Regions from separate parts of the Homo sapiens genome. Here regions 2, 3, 4 and 5 are each linked to region 1. A link is a loop called in an ENCODE intact Hi-C map of the cell type or tissue named here. Cell type or tissue: heart right ventricle. All regions are shown on one strand. Region 1 holds the start of CXCL12 (C-X-C motif chemokine ligand 12). Region 2 overlaps ZNF32-AS3 (ZNF32 antisense RNA 3). Region 3 overlaps LINC00841 (long intergenic non-protein coding RNA 841). Region 4 has its middle 20 kb from the start of LINC00619. Region 5 has its middle 120 kb from the start of LINC02659.

Region 1 (5,000 bases):
CGAGCCCGCAGCGGGAAGGCAGTGGGTGGAGGGTGGGCAGGCAGGGGTCTGGGGTCCGCGGCTCCCCACCCTCGCGCCTTCCCGCGCCAGTCCCGAACGCTCTCTTGGGGCGTTCCTGCCCAGTTGTCCCGGCTGACCTCGCTCTGCAGCCAGCTTGAGGTCAGGCGGTCGCTCTCTGCAGGTCACAAACCCTCGGCGCAAAAGTAGGGCTTTGAACGCGACACCGCACCAGAGCGCCCAGCTAAGCGAGCTGCCTCCACCCCCACTGTGTCGGGCGGCGCAAACTGCGGGCGCAGGCAGAGGAGCCGCGGCTCTGCGCCGGGCGGGAGCCGAAGCCCAGAGCCTCGCCAGGGCCTCCCCGCCGAGCGCACTTACCGTCGCTGAGGCAGAGCGCGGTCAGCACGAGGACCAGCACGACCACGACCTTGGCGTTCATGGCGCGGGCGGGCGGGCGGGCGGGCGGACGAGCGCGGGTCGGGGGCCGGACGCCGAGCGGGCAATGCGGCTGACGGAGAGTGAAAGTGCGGCGGTGGGAGGCGCGCGCCGGGCGCTTTAGAGGGGAGAGCCAGGCGGGGCGGGGCGGGGCGCGCGGTGAGGGGCGGGCCCGGAGCCGAGTGCTGGCCGTGGCCGGGGTCTCTGACGCGCGACTCCCTCGGCGGCACCCCCCACCCATCCCCTTCGCCCCTCCTCCGCTCCCTCTGTGCTCCCGAGGCGCAGTGCGCTCCGGCCTTTGACCTTCTCAGGCTCCGCTGGGCCCCGCACCGCTGGCCCGGTCTGCAGTGAGGTCCGCAGCCTGAGCGACGCCGGCTGGAGGGCCGCTTATTGTCCCTGTGACAGGGCCCCACTGGAGAGACTGAGGACCTTAGGCGTAAAGTGGGGCGCGCGTGGAAAGCTGCGGGACGGGGCCTTTCGATGGCGGGAACTGAATGAGAACCAATGAAAAGCAAACAAGTTAGTCCCGGGCGGAGGGCCTGCTGGCGGTGGCGGCCCAAGGCAGCCGAGGGGGTCCTGCTTTCTGTGCGTGGGGGCTCAAGCTCGCCACCTGCCCGGCTTGCGGCGCAGCCGCCGGCAGAGCTCGATCTGCGGGAATGAGACCCGTCTTTGCAGTCAGCGTGGCTCGGACTCCAAGCCCACGGCGCCACCAGCCGAGCCTCAGTTTCCTCGCCTGTACAAACAAAGCAGAAGGCGCCGGCGGCTCTCAGTAAAAGCGAATGTAGCCTTTGTACTTCCGACCTCTCAATGGTGAAATGAGCTAATCACAGGCCCACCCCGCGGAGTGGGACGGGAGATTCAATGAGACCCGCCCCACGCCGCGAAATTCTCTGCATCGTGTCTGACAAGCAGACAGTACTCAATAAATGGTAGCTGTAAGTAAGTCCTTTAAACCTAAGTACTTACTGCCTTACCCAAGAAAAGCTCCGTGCGACCCAAAGAGCTGAGAACTCCCCCACCCCGACCTCCGACTCCTAGGACAGTACTACTGGCGTCTGCCTTCTGGGTCCAGAAAACTCTTCCCACGGAGCCGTCCCTCGGCGGTGCTTAGCCCTCCGGATACCCCCGAGACATCCCAGATGGCCCCAGTCCGGTGGCGAAGGGAGGGTGCAGGTCGGCACCCAGGAGACGTGGGGGTGAGGAGAGCGCCCCTTTGGGCCTCGCTTTGTGACCGCAGGCTGCCCCAGCCACCTCTCTGTGTCCTTCCCAGCACAGCGTCCAGCGAAGTGGGGTCAGTCGCCGCGTCCATCCAGGGGCCTGCCCTGGGGACACGTCCCTGTCCCTGGGGAGTCCTGGCCGTCGGGGAGTGGGCGGTCAGCGGCTGCATTAGGCGGGAGCGGTCAACAGGAGGCTGCGAGGGCTCCGGAACTCCGCTGGTGGGAGTAGGTGTCTTCTGTGCATTTTTTTTCCAAAACCACTTTGGCCGTTAGATGGCTGTGGGCCGGCACTCCATCCATCCATCCATCCATCCATCCACCCACCCACCCACCCACCCACCCACCCTGGGCACTGGGCTTGGAGCCGGGAACCCCACTGACTTGGCCCTGCTCTTAAAGAACTGAAGGCAGTGAGGTCCAGTGAAGAAGGCAGCCGTCGGGCGTCCCCAGGCCTTTGCTGGGCTGGGCCGGGGAGCCTGGCCGCTCACCGGCCGCAGCGCTGGGGCTCCGGCGCCCTCTGGTGGCGGCGCCTCCCTCCCCGCTCCCAGAGCTCTGGCCAGCTCCATTCCTGCGCAGCTGATGAAACCCGGGAGGGCGAAGGGGTCCGCGGGAAATCTACACCCGGGTGGAGGGGCGCCCTGGAGCTCGGAGATCCGACCCTGCGGGAGCCGCGCGCAGCCTCGCTTGCCCTTAAATCTGGCCAAAGCAAACGCCATCGCCTCTCGCTTCTTCTTCTTCTTTTTTTCTTTGCCACAAAATCAGGTGGGCAGCTGGACCTAGGATCTGTCCCAGAAGCCTGAAAGGCCCGCGTGGGCTGAGTCGAGGGCGAACCAGGGATTCAGGCCTGGCCGCTGCCCCTCCCGCAGGCGCCCTGAGGCCCCAGAACAGAAGCTACTGTGGCACCCATGGGGCCATCCCTTCCGCTAGTCGTTCGTTAAATACTTACTGAGCACCCACTATGTGCTAGACCTGGGCTACATGTTTGAAGTAGTTTAGAAAAGGCACTAAACGTTTAGAAGCACATGGCGCTAAGCATAAGTAATTACGCATAAAATACTTAGAAGGCCATTAAATGCTAGGGGAAGATGGAGCAGAGGAAAGTGGGGTGGGAGTTAGGATTTTAAATAGGGTGGCCAAGGATCCATATTTTAGGTACAAGCCTCACAATTTTACAATTGGCGATTGAAATTTAAAACCCTGGCCGGGCACGGTGGCTCATGCCTGTAATCCCAGCACTTTGGAAGGCCGAGGCGGGCGGATCACGAGGTCAGGAGTTCGAGACCATCCTGGCTAACACGGTGAAACCCCGTCTCTACTAAAAATACAAAAAAATTAGCCGGCCGTGGTGGCGGGCGCCTGTAGTCCCAGCTACTCGGGAGGCTGAGGCAGGAAAATGGCGTGAACCCGGGAGGCGGAGCTTGCAGTGAGCCGAGATGGCGCCACTGCACTCCAGCCTGGGTGACAAAGCGAGACTCCGTCTCAAAAATAAATAAATAAACAAATATGTAAATAAATAAATAAATATGTAAATATGTAAATAAAATAAAATAAAACCCTGTACACTCTGGGGGCCTCCGCACCGCCTGCACAGGCAGGCGGCCATCAGACCAGGCCATTTTGACATGTCTCCAGCTCACTCGGCCACAGGGGTACCTCTCAAATTCGGGTCAGCGAAGTTCCCCACCCCTTTCCCTGTGTCCTTTGCTTATGCTTATGCTCAAAAGGCTCCACCTTTCTTTCTCTGCCTGGGGACTCTTACTCCCCATAGAGCCCCACCTTCTCCTGAAGTCTTCAGACTCTGTGCCGCTCTACCAGGTAATGCAGGGCACAGCGGCTCCTCAGGGATGCCTTGTTAAGCACAGTTCAAGGTGGGAGGCAGGGGTCTGGCTGCTGAGTTAAAGGCAGGGCATCTCCTGAGCTGGCATGTGTGCTATGGTCTCTAGACCCCTAGGCAGCATCTGCCTACCCCCCTCTGCCTGGCCTGGGCCGTTCACTCCTCCAGGGCCCAACGGCTGGGCCTGCAAGAGGGTTCCCAGTAGGGATTGAAGGTTTACACTAAATCCATGTTGTACAGTGTGTAATTGACAAGGTGACTTCAGGTGGTACTCTGAAATCTATAAAATATAGATTTATGTATTTATTTTTTTAAAGTAATAAGAAAAAATATAACTAGCACAGTAAAGGCAGATATTTCAGATATTGCTCAGGTTTTTTTTTTAATATATGGTTCAAGTTTTAAAAAGTAAGTCAATTGAAGCTAACATAGCAAGTGCTAGTCTAGGTGGCTGGAGACATAGCAAAAATTTTGACAGCAATACAAATAGATCTGAAATTTGAAAACCTTTTCTACATGAAGAATATTTTTTGTATTACTTGACACCCTCCCACCGCAATCCCCCTCTTGAAATAAGTATTTGGCTCCAAAGTGCTGAAACATAAAATCACACAAGGGAGGCACGATGTCTTCCTCACTTGCCTGCCAGGTGAGGCTGGAGAACGCTGGTCCAGGAGCGCTCAGGTCATAGGAAGACTGTGGGGCCCTATGGGATCCCTGGATACCCTTGGCCCTGCCACCCCTCCAGGAGTGCTCCTCTCCCAGCTCCCGTGCAGTCCTGGAGGGACCCCTCCCAACCACCCACATCTGCCCTCACTCCTTTGGCACCTGGCCCTGGGGTTCAGGAGCAGATGGCCTATTCCAGGAACCAGGAAGCCCGGTGAGGAAGACAAATCCTCACCGCCTTGCTGATGTCATCTGTGCAGCAGGTACATTAGCTGACATGGTGGATTTGGTCAGTGTGAAACCACTTGGCCCAGAGAAGGCCCTTAGGAAGATACTGAACAGTGGACTTACATAGGACTTTAGTTTGCCTTCTTTGAATTTGTCAATTTGGTACTTTCAAAGACCGAGCTTGCAGTATAAGCCCCACTGTCTCAGCTTTGAAGACATGGAACCCAAGTCTCCATGGGCTCTGAGCCCAAGGCTCAGAGTTGAGGGCCTCGGCCAACATGACAGAGCCAGGCAGGAGCAAGGGTACATCTCTCTGGGGCCAACGTCTCTGGATCCTGGAACATCAGCCAGGTCCTGAAAGCACTCTTGGGGACATAAGTCACTCCCATGGCAGTCATCCAGGGAGCCTTTTGGAATCCCGTACCCAGGGCCAGGACTTGGCATTTGACCAGCTGGCCATGTTTTTCCTGTCTAGATCCCCACTGGCCTCAAGAGCCAGTTGCAAACAGCCCCAGGCTGCCCTAGAGGGAAGGACCCCTGGGAGGCAGAGCTGATCCCCACTGGTTCTGGGCACATGTGTGGGCAAGCAAGGCTTACCGTCAGGGTATGTGCACGTCTAGCAG
Region 2 (5,000 bases), 720 kb before region 1:
GTCCTGGCTGCACTTGGGTCTGTGTGGCTCTGGGCATGGTCGGAGCACATCTCCAAGGCCACATCTTGAGCAGAGGGGGCTTCTCCTGAGGGGAATGGGCCTTTATTGTCACCATCCTGGGAAGTGGAGACTCTTAGGGAAGGGCATGGACTCGGGAGGGCCTGGGATGTCTGGGCAAACCCGTAAAGACAGCCCCTTATGTGTAGGTACTGAACAAATTGAGAGCTTTCTCCCAAGAGTGAAGGGTGGGGGCCAAGGCACGGCTTGACCCTGACTAGTGCTAGTGGGCAGGTCACACCTCTGTCATGCACAGGCCTCCTGGGCCAGGCAGGGGATCAGTTCAGGGACTCTAGGATAGAGGCAAAGCCTGCTGCTAAGTTCTCTGTTACATTTCCCTTGGCTTCTTCCTGTGTCTTCAGGAAATTTCCACTAAAAGATACCATCTGGGCTCAGCAGCGTGGCAGGCTGCTGGGGGGACTGGCAGGGTTTTGTGCATGTGGCTTGGTGAGCAGCCCAGAGGGACAGAGCCTGCTTCCTAGGACAGCAAGGCTTACCACAGGGCAGAGCCCTGTGGACCTGACTCCCCGGGGCTGTGAGCAGGAAAAGTGTGGAGGGAGATGGGAGCTGGGAGAAGGGAAGGGAGGAAGAGAGCCCATGAGTCCTTGAGCCCCCTGGATAGTTCTAAACAGCGCTGGCCAGTGACCAGGGGTACTCTGCCTTCCAGATCCGGGTGAGAGTGGAATCCCACCTTGGCCTGGGCTTGGTTGGCCATGGTGTTGTGCCATTGTCCTCTGTGCACTAAGGAGGCAGTCTTAAAGCATGTCAACCACTGTCCTGCATGAAAGTGTTAGTGCTGAAGTTTAATCATGGTGTGTGGCTGAGGAGACGGAAACTAGTTTGTATTTTTATTCTTTTGAGACAGAGCAAGACTCTGTCTCCCAGGCTGGAGTGCAGTGGTGCCATCATAGCTAGCTCATTGCAGCCTCGAACTCCTGGGCTCCAGAGATCCTTCTGCCTCAGCCTCCTGAGTAGCTGGGACCACAAGCACGTGTCAGTATGCCTGGCTAATTTTTTTAATTTTTTGTGGAGACAGAGTCTCCCTGTGTTACCCAGGCTGTTCTTGAACTCCTGGGCTCAAGCGATCCTTCCGCATTGGCCTCCCAAAGTGCGGACACTACAGGCGTGAGCCACTGTGCCCAGCCGTAAACTAGTTTTTAAAGCTGATCAAGGGCTTGGTCACTTCATGTTGGACAAGGGGTTGGGTGAGTCATGACACTCAGCCTTTCCCATGCAGTGTCTCTTTCCCAAGGGTTCTAGAAGGAGGTGAAGGGGCCACCAGACCCCCATGCACTGCCCTCCCCCACAAAGACCTCTACTGCACCCCCAGAGGACCCATTGTACCCACGCAGGCGTCTTCGTCCTGAGCCTGAGCTGTCACAACACTGGAATCTGCTCGCTTTTCCCTGGGACAGCTTTGTGTTACTAGAGTTGGGTCTGAGGTTTGCACATCATGTCGCCCGCCCCAGGTCCCCCCAGGCCAGACACAGGGCACTTTGAGTCCCGGGCCCCCCAAGTTCCAGCTGATATGTACTATGGGCTTCCTGAGACTTCCCCGGTCCTGGGCACACCTGTTTTGCTGTGGAACTCTTGACTTGGCTTCTGCCTTTGCCTAGAGTCCTGGAAATGTCCAGAAGCCTGGGGGCGGGGCCAAACAGATCACCCTGTATCTTTCTTCCCTGATTCCCTAGAGCAAATGGCAAACGTTTTGGTTTTAAATCAGAGACAGTGGACCTCATAGTCTTTGAACATATCCCTTGGTCTTGGTCTCTAGCTCTTTTCGTTTTTCATTTTGAAACCTGGGGGTCTGTTGCCAGGCCTGGAATCCTGGAGCCCCATCACAGGCAATCTCTTGCGTGCTGTGGCTTCTTGACTGCACCCAATTGTGGTCTAACTCACCCTTTTCTTTCACCTCCTGTTCTCTCTCCAGCCTTGCAGCTTCAGGACTGCTGATCCTGATTATGCTGTGCAAAGGGTGTTCGTTCCACGGTCACACTGTCTCTATGAGGCAGCAACGTCTAGGAGTGTTATCCCCATTGAGGGGGCAGATAAACCAAGGAAGGAGGAGGGCAGGTGCTGGCCCAAGTCACACACAGATGAAGGCACACATGGTCACGCATACCTGGGAAAGCTTAGCAGCACTCCTGGCTCTCCTCAGGAGTTCATAGAACCCTGCGCTGTGTGGACCACCGAGCTCAGAAGGGTTGCTGTGTGATGCTCGAATCAGGAGGCTCTGATGGACTCTTCCCTTCTCTGTCTCTCCAGCATCTGACTGAGGCACGTTTATGGGACTCTGGCGAGGAAGACTCCGGTTTGCAGAACACCTCCAATGTAGGCAGAGCACCAATCTAAGCCTGCAGAGACTAGATAATAACAGTTGGAAGATGTCTTTCTTCCCTCCTTCCTTCCCCTTGCGCCCGCCCCCTCCCCAAACTAGAAAGTGATGGGATCTTTGTGTCATTTGCATGATGACTTCTGGGACTCCTGTGAATTAGTTGCTTCTTCCTTCTATATTTCCCCAACCCAGGGCCACTGCTTAAATTGAACAAATGATGCATCACAAAACTACAACGGGACTCTTCAAATTCACGGTCGGCGCAATCTGTATGTAATTGTATTGCAACAATTGTCCAGCAGATGGCAGTAAAGTGTCATGAAACAGAGTTGCCTGGTGACCTGTGCTGCACCTTTGTGAGTTAGCGGTGACCAGGCTTCACACACTGGACTTACTGGAGTCACTACTAAGCCAAGGCCACAGCAGAAAGAGCACTGCGTTTTGCATGACCTAGGGGCTCCAAGTCGGCCTGGCTGCACCAGAGCCCTTTCAAAACACGCGGTTTAGTTCAGGGCTCACATTGGCCATTGCCTGGTTTTGTTTGGCCAGCAAGGTAAGAATGGTTTTAACATTTTTGAATGACTGAAAAAAAAAAAGAAAATAATATTTTGTGGAAGGTAAAACTCACATAAAATTCAAATTTCAGGGTTTGTAAATGAAGTTTTGTTGGACACATGAGTGCTCATTTGTTCAGTGTTGTCTCTGCTGCTTTGAGTTGAGAAGCCGCCGCAGACACCGTGTGGCCGCAGAGCCTAGAATATTTACTGTCTGGCCCTTTACAGGAAAATGTGCAAAGCCCTGGATTGCTCCTTTGGGACTTCATCAGCTGCAAACCCTCACAGTATTTTTGTGTGTTTGGAAGTAAGAAGAGAGCAAGCGAGGGCCGAGACCTAATGGGAAGACCCGGCGGCTGGGAGAAGGTGGTTATGAGCTCTCTTATTCCAGGGCACAGCACCCTGTCTGGGAAGTCGGGGGGCAGGCCTTGGCAGAAGTGATCCCCCTCAGTCCTAGGACTAGCTGCAGTTCCTGTGGCCCTGTCTTCAACGTTACATTCTTGCTTCAGCATCCCTGCTGGTCTGAGGGTCCTAGTCCGTGCACCAACTTTGATTCCTGGACCTAGCAGAATAATGCTTCCAGATTTTCAAACTCCTTGGGTGACAATTTGAGCATCTGCTAATGTCAGCCCTGTCTGAAATCCCAGCTGATTTTCAACACTGTGTAAGGGAACTCCTTCATGAGTCTTGGATGGGTAATGGATGATAGGGTCAAGTTGACATTTGACAAGAACTTGCTAAACTCTGAAAACCTGAACTTACAGTCCCTGCTCTAGCAGGCCTGGGTTCTCATGGAAACATCCTCAACAGACCAACTCAAGAAAGTAATTTCCACAGCAAATTGATTTCCCAGAATATGTTCTGTTAAAAGAAGTATGGTTATGATATCTGATCAAATATTCAGCATTATCAGGAAATTCAGCTGTCTCTACCTTCAAAAAAGGTCCAGAATCCAACCACCTACCTCTTCCTCTGCTGTCACCTGGTCCAAGACTCTGCCACCTCATTCCTAAGGGTTATTGCAAAAATTTCTCAATGGCTCTCACCGCTTCAGTCCTTGGCCTGTTATAGGCTATTGTCAAGAGAGCGAGCACAGTGGCCATCAAACCAGCAGGGAGCTCCTCACCCTCCATCGCTCAAAATCCCACAATGCCCCTCAGCTCACTGATGGCCAAAACCCTCTGCCTTCTGGCCCTGTATGTCTCTGACCTTTTGTGTTTGAGCCTTTTCCAGTCTGTCCCCAGTGCTCTCCTTGCTATTCCTCTGGGACACTGGGCACACACCTGCTGAGAACATTCACACTGCTGGGTACTTCTGTCTGGAACACTCCTCCGCAGACACTCTTCTCTTCTCAGCTTTTGCCCAGATGTCCTTTTCTCCCCAAGGTCTGTCTCGACCCTCCTTCATGTCGCACTCTGTCTCCCCACCCCCTGGTGCTGTGCTGTTACTTACGCTGCAGCACTTATCCCCCAGCATCCTATTGGATTTGCTTATTTATTATCTAGTGCTGACTGCTTTTCCTTCTAGAATGCGAGCTCCACAAGGCCAAGCATGCTTTGTTTATTGATGTGCCCCAAGTGCTTGGAGCAGTATCTGGCATGCAGCAGGTGCCTAGCACATATTTGTTGAATGAATAAATAACGAAATGAATTCTTGAGAGGCAAGCCTGCCCAAGTACTGAAGACTGGGTTGGAACTGTAGGTACTTCCTCCATTAACAAATTATCTCAAAAAGTTTGGGTATTGTTTTAACAGGGCTCCTGGCCAGGATCCGTGAGTCGGCTTCTTGAAGTGAAAGACAGAACTCTCTGCTCTTCAGGTTCTATCAGTGCAAAGAGGGCCCACTAAGACCCACTCTGCAGGGCTGTTGAGGAAAGCCCCATCTGACAGGCACCCGACAAAGCTCCTCACACTCCGTAAATGCCACCCATCATGAATGTGGCTATGATTAAATTGTGATGAGGACTGTGACCCACAAGACTGGAAAACCAGTTTGGCACCTTGATGCAGATGTTTTCAAGGACTGGGTTAGAGAATACATACCATCATTCTACT
Region 3 (5,000 bases), 460 kb before region 1:
TATCACCAGTGGAGGCTGCAGAACAGCAAACATTGCAGAACAGCAAAAATTGCTGCCTGATCCTTCCTCTGGGAGCTTTGTCTCAGAGGGGCACCTGGCTGTATGAGGTGTCAGTCAGCCCCTACTGGGAGGTATCTCCAAGTTAGGCTACATGGGGGTCAGGGACTCACTTGAGGAGGCAGTCTGTCCATTCTCAGAGCTCAAACACTGCTGGGAGAACCACTGCTCTCTTTAGAGCTCTCAGGGACATTTAAGTCTGCAGAATTTTCTGCTGCCTTTTGTTCAGCTATGCCCTGCCCCCAGAGGTGGAGTGTACAGAGGCAGGCAGGCCTCCTTGCGCTGCTGTGGGCTCCACCCAGTTTTAGCTTCCTGGCTGCTTTGTTTACCTACTCAAGCCTCAGCAATGGTGGGCGCCCCTCCCCTAGCCAGGCTTGCTGCCTGGAAGTTCGATCTTGGACTAGCAGTGAGCAAGACTCCGTGGGTGTGGGACCCACTGAGCCAGACGTGGGATATAATCTCCTGGTGTGCCGTTTGCTAAGACCATTGGAGAAGCATAACGTTTAGGTGGCAGTATGCCCATTTTCCCGGTACAGTCTGTCAGGGCTTCCCTTGGCTAGGAAACGGAAATCCCCCGACCTCTTGCGCTTCCCAGGTGAAGCAATGCCCTGCCCTGCTTTGGCTCACCCTTCGTGGGCTGCACCCACTTTCTGACCAGTCCCAGTGAGATGAACCAGGTACATCAGTTGGAAATGCAGAAATCACCCATCTTCTGTGTCAGTCATGCTGGGAGCTGCAGACCGGAGCTGTTTTTATTTGGCCATCTTGGAACAGACCCGCTATTTTTTTTTTTTTTTTTTTTGAGACGGAGTCTCGCTGTGTCACCAGGCTGGGGTGCAGTGGTGCAATCTCGGCTCACTACAACCTCTGCCTCCTGGGTCCAAGCGATTCTCTTGCCTCAGCCTGGTGAGTAGCTGGGATTACAGGTGCACGCCACTGCACCTGGTTAATTTTTGTATTTTTAGTAGAGACAGGGTTTCACCATGTTGGTCAGGTTGGTCTTGAACTCCTGACTTCATGATCCACCTGCCTCAGCCTCCCAAAGTGCTGGGATTACAGGCATGATCTTTCTATTTTTATACAAATCTTTTTATCCCTCCCACCCATCTTCAGGGGAACACATAGCCCCAGGTACATTTGGTAAGGCAGTCGGCATGTAACTACTCAATGCTGCTGGTGCAATGTGCAAATTGGCACAGGCAACACACAAACGAATACGCATGTCCCAGCAAAACTTAATTTACACAACAGGCAGTAAGCACATGGGACCTTCAGGCCAGAGTTTGCCAACCCCTGTTCCACAGAGTCAGACATCTCAGTTCAAGCCCTGTCTCCATCACTAACCAGTTCTGTGGGTGTGTGTCAATGGGAGCCTTGGTTTCTGTATCTGTAAAATGGGCATTACAACCCCCTAGTCACCTCGGAAGGAGCTCACTTCCTAATACTAGCACATTGGCAGCACCTGCATTCTGGAGGGGACACATTCAAACTGTAGCCGTTTCTGCAGCTGGGGTTGGTCTGGAGACGGGGGTGGAGAACTGAGCCTGAGTCCCACAGGTGTGTGCACCAGGGAAGGGCCTAGAATGTGGAACAGGATGTTACCCAGGGAGCTGTCTGCCCTTCATATCCCAGAGAGATGGCAGACTCCCCTCACAGCAGTAGTGAGTTAAAAGGCGAACAGAGATCATGTAGATTCGGAAAACACTGGTGAGCAGTTGCATCTCCCCTCCCTCATCATGTTTGCGTCTTCCTCAAACCAGGGATGGACTTCCAGTAGATTAATTGGTGGTCTTGACTCTGAATCTTCTACGGCCTGTGGTTCTGAAGTCAGGTCCACACCTGGTTGCCTCAGCCATGGCCTGGAGTTCTGGACGTTGTCAGAACAAAGGGCATGAGTGTGTCCCCTCTGCCGTAAGGAGCCCAGCCTGGAGACACAAGGCTTCAGTGACTTTGCCCAGGAGGCAAAGGGCAAGGGCAGGGGTGCCCTGGCAAAGGGTGTCTGTGTCAGTGGCTGCCAAAGCCCTGAGGTAGTCCAGGGGCCAGGGAGAGGGTTCCCCTAGTCGGGGTTCTCTGGGGTGCTCACAAATCACCTCACGTGACCCCAGAGAGAAGCAGCATCGGCAGACGGTGGGACTCGTCAAGCGGGATCTTGGTGGCCCTCACCCTTCCTCCCTTCCTCCCCAAACACGGAGGAGTGAAGACCTAGCAAGCAGGGGAGGGGAGGGAGTAGAAGAGTCCATGGGGCACTCGCAGACAGGCCTCAGCCAGGGACGTTCACAGTGGTGGCTGTGAGAGTTGATGGCTACTTCATGCCGGAAGGGGGCTGTGTTTGTGGGAGAAGGGATCAGAGAACTTCCTCATGACCTGAGAGGGCCTGACAGGCACCGAGACTTCCTCCAGGGACCATCAGGAAGTGGCAGGCGGGGAGAATGGCTGGGAGGTGACCCTGGACCTTTGTGAGGTCACTGATCTGAGTGGACCCTCCCCACCCAGCTGGCCATGGTAAGGAGGCAGGGGCCACAAAGACCTGAGGCAGGGGCTCAGGGTTTAGATAGAGGCTGGGGCAGGGTGGGGACTATGACAGCATGAGAGGGGGCTCTGGGCTGAACTGGGTCCCCTGCACCCCACAATTCCTACATGGAAGCCCTAGCCCCCAGCATCTCAGAATGTAGCTGTATTTGGAGATAGGGCCTTAGATTAGATAATTAAGTTAAAAGGAGGCCACTAGGGTGGGCCCTAATCCAATATACAGTGTCCACATAAGAAGAGGAGATGAGGACCGAGATGCACACTGGGGTGAGACCATGTGAAGACGCAGGGAGAATGCAGACATCTATAAGCCCAGGAGAGAGGCTCAGGAGAAACCAGCCCTGCCACACCTCCATCTCAGACTTCTGGCCTCCAGCCTGAGGAAACTGCCATTTCTGCAGTTTAAGCCTCCCAGTCTGTGACACTCATCATGGCAACCTGAGCACATGAATTCAGGAGGGCTGGAAAATCACTTCCCTCACACCCTTCCCCAGCCCTACTGAACTGCTGCTTCCTCCTCCCCTGTCCACCCGGATGGGGACTCAGTTGCCAGTACCTGTACCTCTTTGTTGAACCCTCCTTCCCCATCTCATTTCACCAACTACTATGAATTCCTGGCGATCCTGCATCTTAAATATCACTGAGAATAGAATGACCCCATAATTTACTATCAAATAGGGACACTTTAGAAGTGAAAGTAATTGTGAATTATGTAAGACAACAAGCAGACAGCAGGCCCGACCTAGCAATGGTGGGGCAAAAGTGGCCCTCTCTTCTTTCTTACCTCCGTGGCTTATTTCAGGTCCTCATCCTTCACCCCCTGAATGACTGACAGGCCTTTCACTTCTCTCTCTGCCTTTGCACTCAGCAACATCCTCCAGTAGATAATTGCTAAAATGCAAATCAAATCATGTTACTGCTTAGCCAATAAAATAACCACCACAAAATCAAGAAGTGGAAGACACACTAAAACTTAATGTGAGAGATTCTCTGTTGCCTTTCAGCATGAGGAGAGCCAAGTCCTTTACCAATGCACCCAGTTCCTCCCCAGCCCCTCCCTTCCAACCCTAACCTCCCGTCCTAAGGGACTGAGCTCAATTTCTCCATGATTCAAGGCTGCATCTTGTTTCTCTGAACATCAGTGATATTTGCTTAGGATACTGTCTCATTCCTTACCTGCCACCTTATACTCAAGATTCAGGTCAGTCATCCACTGGGGAATATGTGTGAAAGATTACTAGCCAGAAGGTTATTTGCTGGTGCAAGCAGACAACAGAGGCCTGTTAGTGGAATGAGGACTGTGACCATGAAGATAAGTCAGGTCCAAGTGCTACATGAGCAAGGAGGAGAGGCCTCACCCAAACTGGAGGGTCAGAAGACCTTCTAGAAGGCTGGTTTGGGAGATCTGTTCCCTTGAAGGAGAAAGGAAGAATCAGGTTCACCAGATGGGGAAAATATTCCAACCAATGGGGCAGGATGTTCCCAGAGAGGGGAGTGGGCTGGACCTTTACGAGAACCTAAAGGAGGTTTGATGTGGATACATCACAACATTCCTAGTCCCCAAGGAGTCCCCTGCATCCCCCTCCCAGGCGCTAATCCCCCATGGGGAACCATTGACTCCTGGCAGCATCCATCTGGCTTGTGAACTTTTGGACTTGCATAAATGAAATTGCATAGTCTTTAGTCTTTTTACTTGTCCCCTGTCTCCATTAGACACTGAACTTCTTGAGGGCAGAGATTGCGTCTTTTGTCTCCTTGTCCTCAGTAGAAGTTCAATAAATGATGTTGGCGAATGAATGAATGAATGCATGGTCACGACTTCACAGGGGCCTGGAAGCCTGGGGATGGCCACGACTTCACAGGGGCTGCTCTGTTCCCACACACACATTGAGGTGACCAGGTGAGGAGTGCATTGACCGTGGGTCTTTGAAGGGACCCTTGACTCAGGGAAAACCTCGGGACTGTGTCCAGATGACTTTTGTTTTGGTTTGAGTGCACAGTAAGTTAGTCATGTGATGTTCACGATGGGCTCAGCCTTCCCATGTGTGAAATGGAATATGAATTTGTCTGTGTCAGATCAGGGAGGGTACACTGTAGCTCTCCAGAAAAGACAAATTTTAAACAGCAAGTACAAAGACTTTTTACAGATCCTGCAAAGTGATTCTTGACCAGGTCCTGTGTGTCATGGACTGTGGTGAGGCATTCTTCTGCTCAGAGAGCAGAGCAGGTGAAACACAGCCTATGGCCATTTTCATTGGTACAAATAAACGAAGAAGCCTTTTTCCACCCAGAGGAGGATTTTTGTCTGTATCCTTTTGGTTTGGTCCTTAGGGAGAAATACTGTAGCCACCATGAATCCCTCCTGCTGCTCCCGCTGAAGCTCCTCCAGCCTCCAGCTCTGTTGCTTTCATGGT
Region 4 (5,000 bases), 560 kb before region 1:
CAAAGGCCCCAGCAAAGGTGGAAGAGCCAGGGAGTAGTCCTATGTTGGGAGCACAGTGTCCCAGAGAGTGGCAGGAGGTAACTCCGGGTTGTAGCAGATAGGCTGGGGCCTTCAGTGCTTGCCTAAGGAGGCTGAACTTTCTCCTGTGAGTAAAAGAGGAACAGGTGAAGATATTCTACCTGACGGTGGAGTAATGGCTGCATGAAAGAGAGGAGACCTGCGGAGAACCATGGTGAGTTCATGCGCGAGGGTGGTCGAGGGCAGGATCTTAGGTCAGGAAAGAGCTTTGGGGAGCAGAGCGAAGGCTCCCCCTCACTCCAGAGTGAATGACTTGGGAGGAGGAGGAGGAGGCTATGCTGAGCAGATGCTGCAGTCTGAGCTCAGCCCCTCCCCGTGCCAAAAGACAAATGAAACTTTTATGACTTCATCTTACTCAGAGACTCTGAATCTTTCAGTAGTAGTAGACACAATTTTTCCCCCGTCTGTCCCTGTGCCTTTTGTACAGATGCAAAAACATGAATCCAATTCATGCTCAAGAAAGGTTTGTTCAAGGAGCAGACAGATCCTATAACTTGCAAAATTGATGAGTTTGGGCTAACATCACTGGATTGCTGCTCTGAGAGTTCTAGAAATGCTATAAAAAGATAGCTTAGAAAAGTGGTGGAAACATAGGCTCTGGAGCCAGCCTTGCCTGAGTTCAATTCCCAGGTCTACCACTTAGCAACTGTGTGACCTTGGGCAGTTACTCAGCCTCTGAGTACTTCAGCTCTTTCGTTTGTACAGAGCAACATAATAGTATCTGTCTCCTACAGTTGGTTCAGTGATTAGAGCTGGGCCTAATCAGCACTGTGTATAGAAGTTGGTTTTTACTTTCGTTTGCTATTGCTGCAGAATTCAAGTGGTTCAATATTGATAAAACCAAGGTAACAAAGAGGAGTTGAAAAGAAAATAATTTAATCATAAATCCAGGCAAAAAGCTTGTATATAAAATTAAACATGAAAAAAAGTCTGGGCTAGTAAAAACAGAGTTTCTGGCAGAAGCATTCTTTTCCATTGTAAATACCATGGTTATTAAGTCCTTGTGTGATTTTTTGGCATCTTTTCATTTTTGGAGGATATTTTTAATAGTTTTGTTTCCTTCTGACTACCCTTACATGACTTCATAGTGCTATGTAGGGGAAATTATGGGAGTAGAGAGGCCTTAATATAGAATATTAAATGCATGGACTCAGAGTGTTTTAACAATGTTGTCACTGGAGTACTCAGAATGCTGTTTCTAGTGAGTTTTTGCCACACTTACAAGTTGTGACATTTTCCAAGAAAAATACTACATTTTAGAAAGTCATACGGAAGGAGTCATGATTTGGATTATATTTTACATTATATTATATGTGTCTTTTGTTTTTGTAACTTTATTTACTAACTCTGACTTTTATAATAAAGAAATTTTAGCGCACAATGAGAATATCTGGCATATTTGGAAGGCTGCATTTGGTAAGCCATTTTGGACTACTTAGAGCAGGGGTCTGCAACCTATGGGCTGATACTGGTCTGTGGCCTGTTAGGAACTGGGATGCTACAGCACGAGGTGAGTGGTGAGTGAGCATTGCTGCATGAGCTCTGCTTCCTGTCAGATCAGTAGTGGCATTAGATTCTCATAGGAGCATGAACCCTACTGTGAACTGCACATATGAGGGTTCTAGGCTGCACGTTCTTTATAAGAATCTAACTAATGCCTGATGATCTGAGGTGGAACTGTTTCATCCTGACCCATACACCCTGCCTGTGGAAAAATTGTCTTCCATGAAACTGGTCCCTGGTGCCAAAAAGGTTGGGGACTGCTGGCTTAGTGTAATTGTGACATAAACAAAGAACATTATTCCTGTGATTTTATTTAAAATGTCTGGCTCTCATATCACTGTGAATATGGTCTATTCAGACTATGAAAGAGTTAAGGTTAACATGAGATTGAAAATTTACTTCATTATAAAAGTTGGCTATGTTTACCTGCTTTCTATGAAAAAACTCAAATTAACCAAATATATGATTCCAAATATCTAGGCAATGCCCTTAGGTATGCAAAAGTGGATTTTTATAATTGCCTTACTCTTGGTTGGAACTGTGTAGACACATCTTTGCCTTGTCTACAATTCCACCCAGTGACAATGTTATTTATTTTATTTTATTTTTGAGACAGAGTCTCACTCTGTTATCCAGGCTGGAGTGCAGTGGCACGACCTTGGCTCACTGCAACCTCTGCCTCCCAGGTTCAAGCAATTCTCGTGCCTCAGCCTCCAAGTAGCTGGGATTACAGGTGAGCGCCACTGTGCCCGGCTACTCTTTGTATTTTTAGTAGTGGCAGGTTTTCACTATGTTGCCCAGGCTGGTCTCAAACTCCTGGACTCAAGTGATCTGCCCGCCTCAGCCTCCCAAAGTGCTGGGATTACAGTTGTGAGCCATAGTGCCTGGTCCCACTCTCAATTTTAAAGGGCTGTAAGTACTTTCGGGCAAGCACTATGCTGAAAGTTTTGTTCCAAATGCTATTGTTAATCTACTTTTCACCAATCTGATCTGCTCCATTAGCTTCAAAAGACACTTTTTTGTTTGTTTGGGTTTGCCTTTGATGGCCTTCTGCCTGCCACAAGCAATCCTCTAGAATATGGGCCTGTGCTTGGCTTTTCTACCCAAACATGAACAACCTTAAATTACTGGGCGACATTCATCGCCTCCTGCCAACTAGAGAGAGAGGCCCGTCCTGGTGAGAGTGGGACCTTGAGCTCCTCTCGGCCTTGCTTGGGCCTTGGTCCAGGAGGTTATGGGAAGAAACTGGTTTAGAAGCTGACCTCATGGGTTCGCTATTCTTATGTAACACTTAGGAAGAGCAGAGACCCACGCGGTTCAGTCCCAGAGCAATGTTGTGGTCAAGAGAACACAGTCCAGCTACCAATAGTTATTTCAAAATAATTCAAGCTCTTTGTTTATATTTTTTTAAAAAAGAAAAAAGACAAAAAAAGGAAGGGGTGGCCGAGCTGGAAACCTGGCTTTAAGTCCCCTTTGTTTCCCTTCAGGGGGCCCCTCAGGTGGGCGCCTGCTTGGAAACCTCTCCACCCTTCCAAACACCCCTTTCCTACCTGAATGTTCATTTGCTGATCCAGATTCTGAATAAATGAAGTCGCACAGAATCTACCTGGCAGAAAGGAAACTGCCTGGAGGCCAGAGCTGAGGGGAGGCCCAGAGCAGAGCGGGCGCGTGACTCCGCAGTGAGCAGGGAGGGCAGGCTGGGGACGTTCACCACCCAGAGCGCCTCTGCTCCCGGCAGCCCTGAGACTCCAGGCTCCCCTGTTCCTCCCTCCCAGAGACCCTGCCGGTCCTCCCCGCCGGGCTCCCTCGCAGCTCGCAGCTCGCAGCTCGGGGAAAGGGCGGGCTGCGCCCTCAGGACCTTTCTCAGCAGCCACAGCAGCGCATCCCAGCACCTCCTCCAGGAGCCCCGCCATCTCCTGCCACCCGGACTTTCCCCACAGCGCAGCATCCCCTAGTCCCTTCAGGGCTGGAACAGTGGTACCCGCAGACGGTGCAATAGGGAAGTCCCTTTTGCCTTTCCATGGAAGCTGTAGGGCGCTTAGAGCTGCTGGGGGAGGAAAAGAAAGAAGAAGAAGAAATACAGTAAGTGTGATATGGGTACAAAGAAACGAACATGCAGCTTCCGTGTGCCTAGACAGGAGCCCTGGGACATGTGCACTGGGCCTGCGTCATCGCCTGCCTTCAGCGGGCTCCAGACCTTCCAGAGGCCCCCCTCACCACCCGCGGCCCTCCTGAGGCTCCCCTCACCCCCACCCACCTCCGAGGCCCTCCCGAGGCTCCCGGGCTCGCGCTCCTCTGAGTTGCCTGCGGCTGACTCCAGGTGTGGCCTGGGTCTAGTGTCTGGGGGGGTCGTTCCCAACGAAGGGGAAGAAGGCTTTTCGTGAGCATGTAAGGAGTACATCCTCATTTTGTCTTCTCAATCTGTTCACCCAGCGCCTGTGACCCGGACCCAGCGCGCGACTCACAGACCCCGGCTCTGGGCACCCCTGGTGAGTGCCTTCTGCCCCAGAGCTCCACACAGCACCAGCCTGCACGCTCCCCCAGCTTCAGTTCATTTGCTGCTGTCCTGACAGGTCAGTCGCTTGAGCATCCATGCTGCCAGGTGACAAACCCAGTCACGCAGAGGTGTACATCCTTTAGCCAGGGTGACACGATGTGGAGCTGAATCCAAGTCCGGGAGTCTGGTGACCGTATCTGGGCTCTGACTGCGCAGCTGTCTCACAGTGAAACAAATTGGGGACTGGCCTTGTCCTGAGTGGCCTTAGGACGGTGCAGTGGCCTGCAGCCTCCTGTCCAGTCCCCACCATTGACAAGTGCATCGATGTCCCACAGCTGTGCCACTAGAGGCTGTTTGACTGTGGTAGTTTCACATGTATCTGCTTAGTCCTCTTTTGCCAGACTTTACGCTTTGTGTGCCAGTTCCAATTTAGGTAAAAATTCTGGATATTCTCGGTTATCCCACGTGGAGGAAGGACTGAGCAAACTCACATCCATCACCCTGACCAGGGCCTGAGAGCAGCAGCCTCTCCGCGGGCAACTCTGTTACTAGGACTCTGGGCGTGAGGGGAAGCGGAGGGGGCAGCTCTGTTACTAAGAGTTAGGGAACCCAGCGGAGCTCCACTGTAAGTGAATGTCTAGTTCGACTATATTTTCTTGTAGAATCATTAACTCCAAAAGAATTGAATTGAATGATGTACAATTCACAAACACACGACTTTACCATCTCACCAGAAACACTCTTACCACAAGGACACTAAGTTGATTCTGTAAAATGTGGGAAATACAATGCACCTCGAAGCCTTGCAGGCTCCTGTTTTTCTTTCCTTTTCTCTTTTTTTAGGATTAGAATGAGTACATGTAAAGTGCTTAGTGTAGGAGCTGGCAGAGAGGGTAGACACTCAATAAATAGCAGCAATCGT
Region 5 (5,000 bases), 360 kb before region 1:
CAAAATATTTCAAAAATACATAATAAGGACTCCACGTATTATTGAGCAGATGTTGAAATTTGCAGAGGCAAATAGTAACCATGCGGCATTTTTCATCCCAATGCAGTGAGGAACTCAGAGTCTGGGGACATCCTAATCTTGCTTGAAGTAACACAACCCTACAAACACAACACTACGGTATGGTTAGAACTGAAGAAAGAATTCTTTGAAAAGTGTCTTTCTATTTTGACACAGAAGTTTTCATGTAAAACCCTGACTTTGCCCTCCAGGATGATGCAAAATCATTAGATAAAAACTTCAAGATTTCTCCAGAAATGTTGCCTTTCAGGAGCCAGAGTGACCTGTTGCTTTTGCTCAGATGCTGGTGTGAGCTCAGTCTGGACGACGTCCTTCTGCAGCAGGACAGGGCGAGATGCATTTTCATGGAGCCTCCAGTTTCACCAGAATGAAGCTGTGAGGTTTTTTCTAGAACTGAAAACTGAGTAGGGGGTTTGAAGCAGAAGGAAAGGGACCAGGTCATGCCCCTGGGTAGCTGGGCCCAAAGATCTGTTATGTGTGTAAACAAGGTTCCATTCAGGGCAATCCTGCCTTTGAGTGCCTGGGACGGTTAGAGCAAGGGGATGTCCCTAGGACCTTGGACAGTCTAGAGACAGAGAGGCCACAGGGAACAGGAAAAAGAGGGCATGGCATGGGGTGAGGGTGGGGTGTGCAGTGTGTTATCAGGAAAATGAATGGATGACTACTTTGGCATGAGTAGGTGGTGGGATGTCCTAAAATGCCAGGTTCACACAGCGGCCTCCACGCATGGCGAGCCGCGGACAGGTGTTACCAGGCAGGAGGCCAGGCACTTGGCACTGCAAGGCTCAGCCTGAAGAGGAGTGACAGTGAGGGCTTGAACCAAGGGAGTGGCGGGGGGCATTCTGTGGTTTTCTGCTTGTCAAATCCAGGTACACAGAATAAACACAATCACATGCATGTGATTGAGGCGCCCATGCAAAGACATGGTTCTGCTGTGTTACAGTGTAATTTCCAGCCTCTATTATGGGGTTTAGTGTCTCCAAAGATGGGGTGCATGTATCCAGGGGTGCTCAGGATAACCTATAGGTCTGTATTGCTTTCAAGTAAGGAAATCCATTTGGTTATGATAAGATTTCATTTGTGGAGTGGCCCTGGTTGCCTGCTTTGGGACCCTGTGTCTGAGATGGTGTCTCACAAACACTGGAGCAGGAGTCCCCAGCATGGGGTGATGGCTGCATCTTCATTCATTCCCTTGCTTCCAGTACATCAGTATTTAGAGATTTCTTTGCACTGGTTATGGATTTGCAGACTCTATGATCTGCACTGGGGGTCCTGGGTGGGCTGGGGCTCAGGACCACAGCAGGAATGGCTGTGCTGATATGCACCCAGTGCCCACTGACAACCAGCCCTGCTTTAGGCAACAGTCTTTGGCCTATGGTGGCTCCAATCTGCAAACACAGCTCAGTTCAGAAATCATTCGATTGGGGATATTATTCAAAAACTTCACTCTTCTCTAGAAGTCTAGATTTCTGAGCCTTCCCAAGCTGGGGCTTGCTTCAGGGAAAGGATGTGGTCAGTTCTGCCCCCTGCCCCGGTCCCCATCTCCCCCACCCACTAAGTGCTGTTTCAGAGGAGGGAGGGGGAAGAATGAGGGAGGAGAAGACTGGGATGGGGCAGCTCCTGCCTTGCCAGGGGCTTTGTTGTCTCTGGATCTGGAATGAGATAAAAGTAGATTCTTTATCTTGTTGGTATCATTGAGAGTTCTTAAGGGAGTCCTAGCTGGAGATGTGTTTTTTCTTCACCAAGGCAAATGCACCTTTATTCCAGATGGTTTCCTGGGACTCCTTCCTTAGCATGTAGGACTCAGGAGCTTCTTGCTGTTGGGTTCCTCTCTCCCTTCAAGCAGTCCTTTAGACAGAACCCAACTACTGCTGCTCTGTCTTTTTGGTGACCCCATCCATTCCTCAGGAAGCATGATGCCACCTGGCCCCTGAAGTCCTTGGGACTGGGCTTACTCTGCCCAAGTCTCATCTGTCCTACATACAGGTCACTGTAGGCGTCTCAGGTGTGAGTCAGGGAGGCCGCCCAAAAGCCTCCCTACTTTGAGGAAGCAATTCAAGGCTCCGCATGAGGAACCAGCACCATCTGCCCCTCGTCAGGTGGGACTGCAGCTCTCTGAAAAGATGTGAGGTCAGCATGCCCTTCCCCTCCCTGCTCTCTAAACCCTTTGATTTTTGGTCTGGATTAGGGGCTCAGAATGAAGCTACTTCTTGGAAATTTCCTTTGTAAATTCTGGTGGTGGTGTTCCAGTTTCCAATTTCATAGCCATAAGGGCTTCAAAACTTCAGTAATGACACTTTGTGGCATGTAAATGGGGAAAACAGTTGCCCATATTTTTTTTTCTTTTATTTGGCTGATTGGAGTCAAACAGAAAGGATGGGAGACCACTGCTCTAGACTTTTACTGCTTACCTTAGTTATCCATTCTAACAGATTTCTGGCCCTTCTCTACTAAGGTTCCTTGCTTCAGAAACTGCAATAGAAAAGCATAGCGCAAGTTTTGAGACAATCCATCATTTGGCTGCCTGGCTTCCAAAAGAAAGTTCCAAATGATTCTCCTTCCAGACTCAGACATTCCAGGCCCTATCAGAGCTTAAACGTGCTTTTTCTGTTTGGTCAGTCTGAGTTAAATTACTCTGTGCATTTTTGAGTTTCAAGAACAGGAAAAAAACTTTTTCAACCTGAAAAATAAATGGAAGCCATTCATTTTGGCAGCAGATAACTCCAAAAAATGTGACCTCTCAGAGTTCACACTGCCCAAGTGAATTGTTTCCTGGGAGGAACAGAATCTGCATGAGTTCAATCAAGTAATGTCAAGGAGAAAATGTTAAATGATGGAAGAAGAAAAAATATTTATAAGACAAGGAAATTTTGGAGCCAATTATTCTCCTTGATTTCCCGCCTCACTCTATGTCCGGGCTTCAACATTAGGCAGAATGTTTTATATCACTTTAGTAACCAAGTTAGTTTGGCTGAATGCATACAATGATTTGATTTAGAACAAGTGATCCTCTGGTGGCTAGGAAAATAAGTCTCTATAGAATTGGGATAATTTGATAGCTGCTGGGTAGGACAGATTTGTGTGGAACCTTGTGTAAACAAATCTGAATGGTACTTTTCCCCTTGGTGGATTCCTTTGGTAATCAACCTACAAGGTTCTGGAAATGGACCATTATACAAATTCGTAAAATACAACTGGATCTTTTCACCTTGGGATGTTTATAATTCTTTCCCTTGGAAATAAGATCTTTAAATATAAATCTCCATGGTAACGCTCTATGAGGAGTAACACCATAAATATCTCGCTAGGGAGAAGAAAATACAAAATGTTGGGCTACTCCGAGAAGTAGTAACTCAGTTTTGTGGCTAAGATATTTCAGATCCTCTCAAAGACTATACTTTACAGATCTTTTATTATAGTATTGCTAAGGACATAACTGTTTTTATTTCTCCTTCCTGGCTCTGTGGTAGGTGTAGGAGATGTGTGACCAGGAACAAAGGCTATTTTCTTGCCTTATATAGCTCAGGCACCTTGTTTGCTTGAGGAGACTGACAAGTCCATTGATAGCTACAGCACAGAGGGTACATGCCACAATGGTATGGGCAGGAGATGCTGTAGGGGTGGAGTGGGGTGTTATTAGCCAAAATTGTAAAGGCATCTTGAAACTCACAAAACACTTTACCATTCTGCACATATTTAGTGAGCGGCTGCTATAGGCTGGTTACTATACATTCATCACTTTCATTTTCAAATGCTTCTCCCAGTATTATAAAGTAGACCTCCACAAAGATTGGCATATCAGAAATGGCTTGCACATAGTCCTTGTCTTTACTGGCATCCTGCATGAGAAAATCTCATTGCCCAGAGACTCAAAGAAAATGATTGGATGTCAAAGGAGAGACTTCTAGGAGACACCAAGGAAAACATTGGAAAAAAAAAAAAGAAAATGAAAACCTTAAGAAGAACAACTTGAAAAACAAACAAAATAAGCCCAAAGTGTAGCACAGAACCCAAGGGCCCAATAAAGTATTTCGCAACTTAAATTAAGTACAAAGCAGGGCATCTTGAGAAATTCCCACATTTCCAAGGCTGAACCACATCTAGAACTCAGGGAGTGACTTGAATCCCTTAGGAAATAGATGCAGTAAGGGAACTGCATTGCACAAGGGCCAAGTAGAAAGATTGCATGGCTCCACCACCCAAGGACATCAAGGGCCTTCCTGGGAAGCCAGAAGAAAACTAGAGACCTTATAAAAAAGCAAGAGCAAAACTGGAAACCCAGACTCTAAAACAAAATATTAAGTGAACACTTCCAGAGAAAGGGATACAAAATAGTTGATGTGGCAAATACAGCAGTATGAATTAGTTGAGCACATGGAATGAAGAGAAGTGTGGGATGATGTCCTTCCAAACCCCACCAGGCAGTGCTTCCCTCTGGAGAACATTAAAGAGTCTATAGGCCTGCCCTCTAAGTACAGCCCTGCTTTGGTAACAGGAAGGCCTATGGTGGCTCTAACCTGCAAATTCAGCTCCATTTACAAATTATTTCATTGAATATTTTATTCAAAAGCTTTTATCTTCATTAGAAGTCAAGACAGGCTCTAGAATAAAATGTTAGGTGTTAAGCAATGGCCTGTGGTTCAGACACTATCAGAAAATGGGATAAAACCTAGAAACCAGAGTGGAGATCTGGCCAGGTATCTCACTTCACTGATTTGTTGTTGTTATGTTTTTTATTTGTTTAATATTCAAGGGCATTACCTTATGTGCATTCCCGATAAAGTATGTATTTTGATATTTGGCTCTGTTAATGTTTTAATGTGTATTTCACAGACTTCTGTCAGCAAAACTTTGATCAGCCATGGATTTCCTTGTCGAAATTCCAAAAGGGAAAATGACTAACTGTGGTTTGCAAGTCTTTT

Evidence for each region. A loop is a pair of places that touch in the nucleus more often than their neighbours do. Peaks named below come from ENCODE experiments on the same cell type or tissue, not always from the same donor. Only the 100,000 strongest peaks of a DNase experiment are listed, where the experiment ranks them.
Region 2: it touches region 1 in a loop (15-fold over the local background); 103 of 110 quality-filtered maps call a loop at or near these places.
Region 3: it touches region 1 in a loop (2.8-fold over the local background); 11 of 110 quality-filtered maps call a loop at or near these places.
Region 4: a loop joins it to region 1, with 2.9 times the contacts of the local background. A loop is called at or near these places in 5 of 110 quality-filtered maps.
Region 5: it touches region 1 in a loop (2.3-fold over the local background); 2 of 110 quality-filtered maps call a loop at or near these places.

The regions. Positions count from the first base shown.
Region 1 is chr10:44,384,570-44,389,569 of GRCh38, forward strand. CXCL12 (C-X-C motif chemokine ligand 12) reads right to left here and starts at 528. Exons shown (of 3, transcript NM_199168.4): 1 at 376-528. The coding sequence starts at 436. RefSeq lists an enhancer at 1-163 and a silencer at 2,057-2,266. In heart right ventricle, CTCF peaks have their summits at 2,184 (motif pointing left) and 2,391; DNase peaks (open chromatin) are centred at 662, 1,492, 2,162, 4,812 and 1 weaker place; H3K4me3 peaks cover 2,338 bases; H3K27ac peaks cover 2,039 bases; H3K27me3 peaks cover 1,619 bases.
Region 2 is chr10:43,669,134-43,674,133 of GRCh38, forward strand. It overlaps ZNF32-AS3 (ZNF32 antisense RNA 3), which reads left to right. Exons shown (of 5, transcript NR_038867.1): 2 at 1,988-2,388; 3 at 2,585-2,945; 4 at 3,175-3,312; 5 at 4,701-5,000. Among named protein-coding and RNA genes, the nearest start is that of ZNF32, 23 kb to the left of the region's middle. RefSeq lists an enhancer at 2,089-2,258. In heart right ventricle, a CTCF peak has its summit at 2,691 (motif pointing right); DNase peaks (open chromatin) are centred at 2,748 and 3,348; H3K27ac peaks cover 1,071 bases; H3K27me3 peaks cover 1,253 bases.
Region 3 is chr10:43,920,069-43,925,068 of GRCh38, forward strand. All of the region lies in intron 2 of LINC00841 (long intergenic non-protein coding RNA 841), which reads left to right. Among named protein-coding and RNA genes, the nearest start is that of LINC02659, 10 kb to the left of the region's middle. In heart right ventricle, a CTCF peak has its summit at 2,779; no DNase peak of the experiment used is centred here.
Region 4 is chr10:43,822,313-43,827,312 of GRCh38, forward strand. No RefSeq gene overlaps it. Among named protein-coding and RNA genes, the nearest start is that of LINC00619, 20 kb to the right of the region's middle. In heart right ventricle, no CTCF peak of the experiment used is centred here; DNase peaks (open chromatin) are centred at 2,809 and 4,347; H3K27ac peaks cover 5,000 bases.
Region 5 is chr10:44,028,209-44,033,208 of GRCh38, forward strand. No RefSeq gene overlaps it. Among named protein-coding and RNA genes, the nearest start is that of LINC02659, 120 kb to the left of the region's middle. In heart right ventricle, a CTCF peak has its summit at 2,146; no DNase peak of the experiment used is centred here; H3K27ac peaks cover 1,262 bases.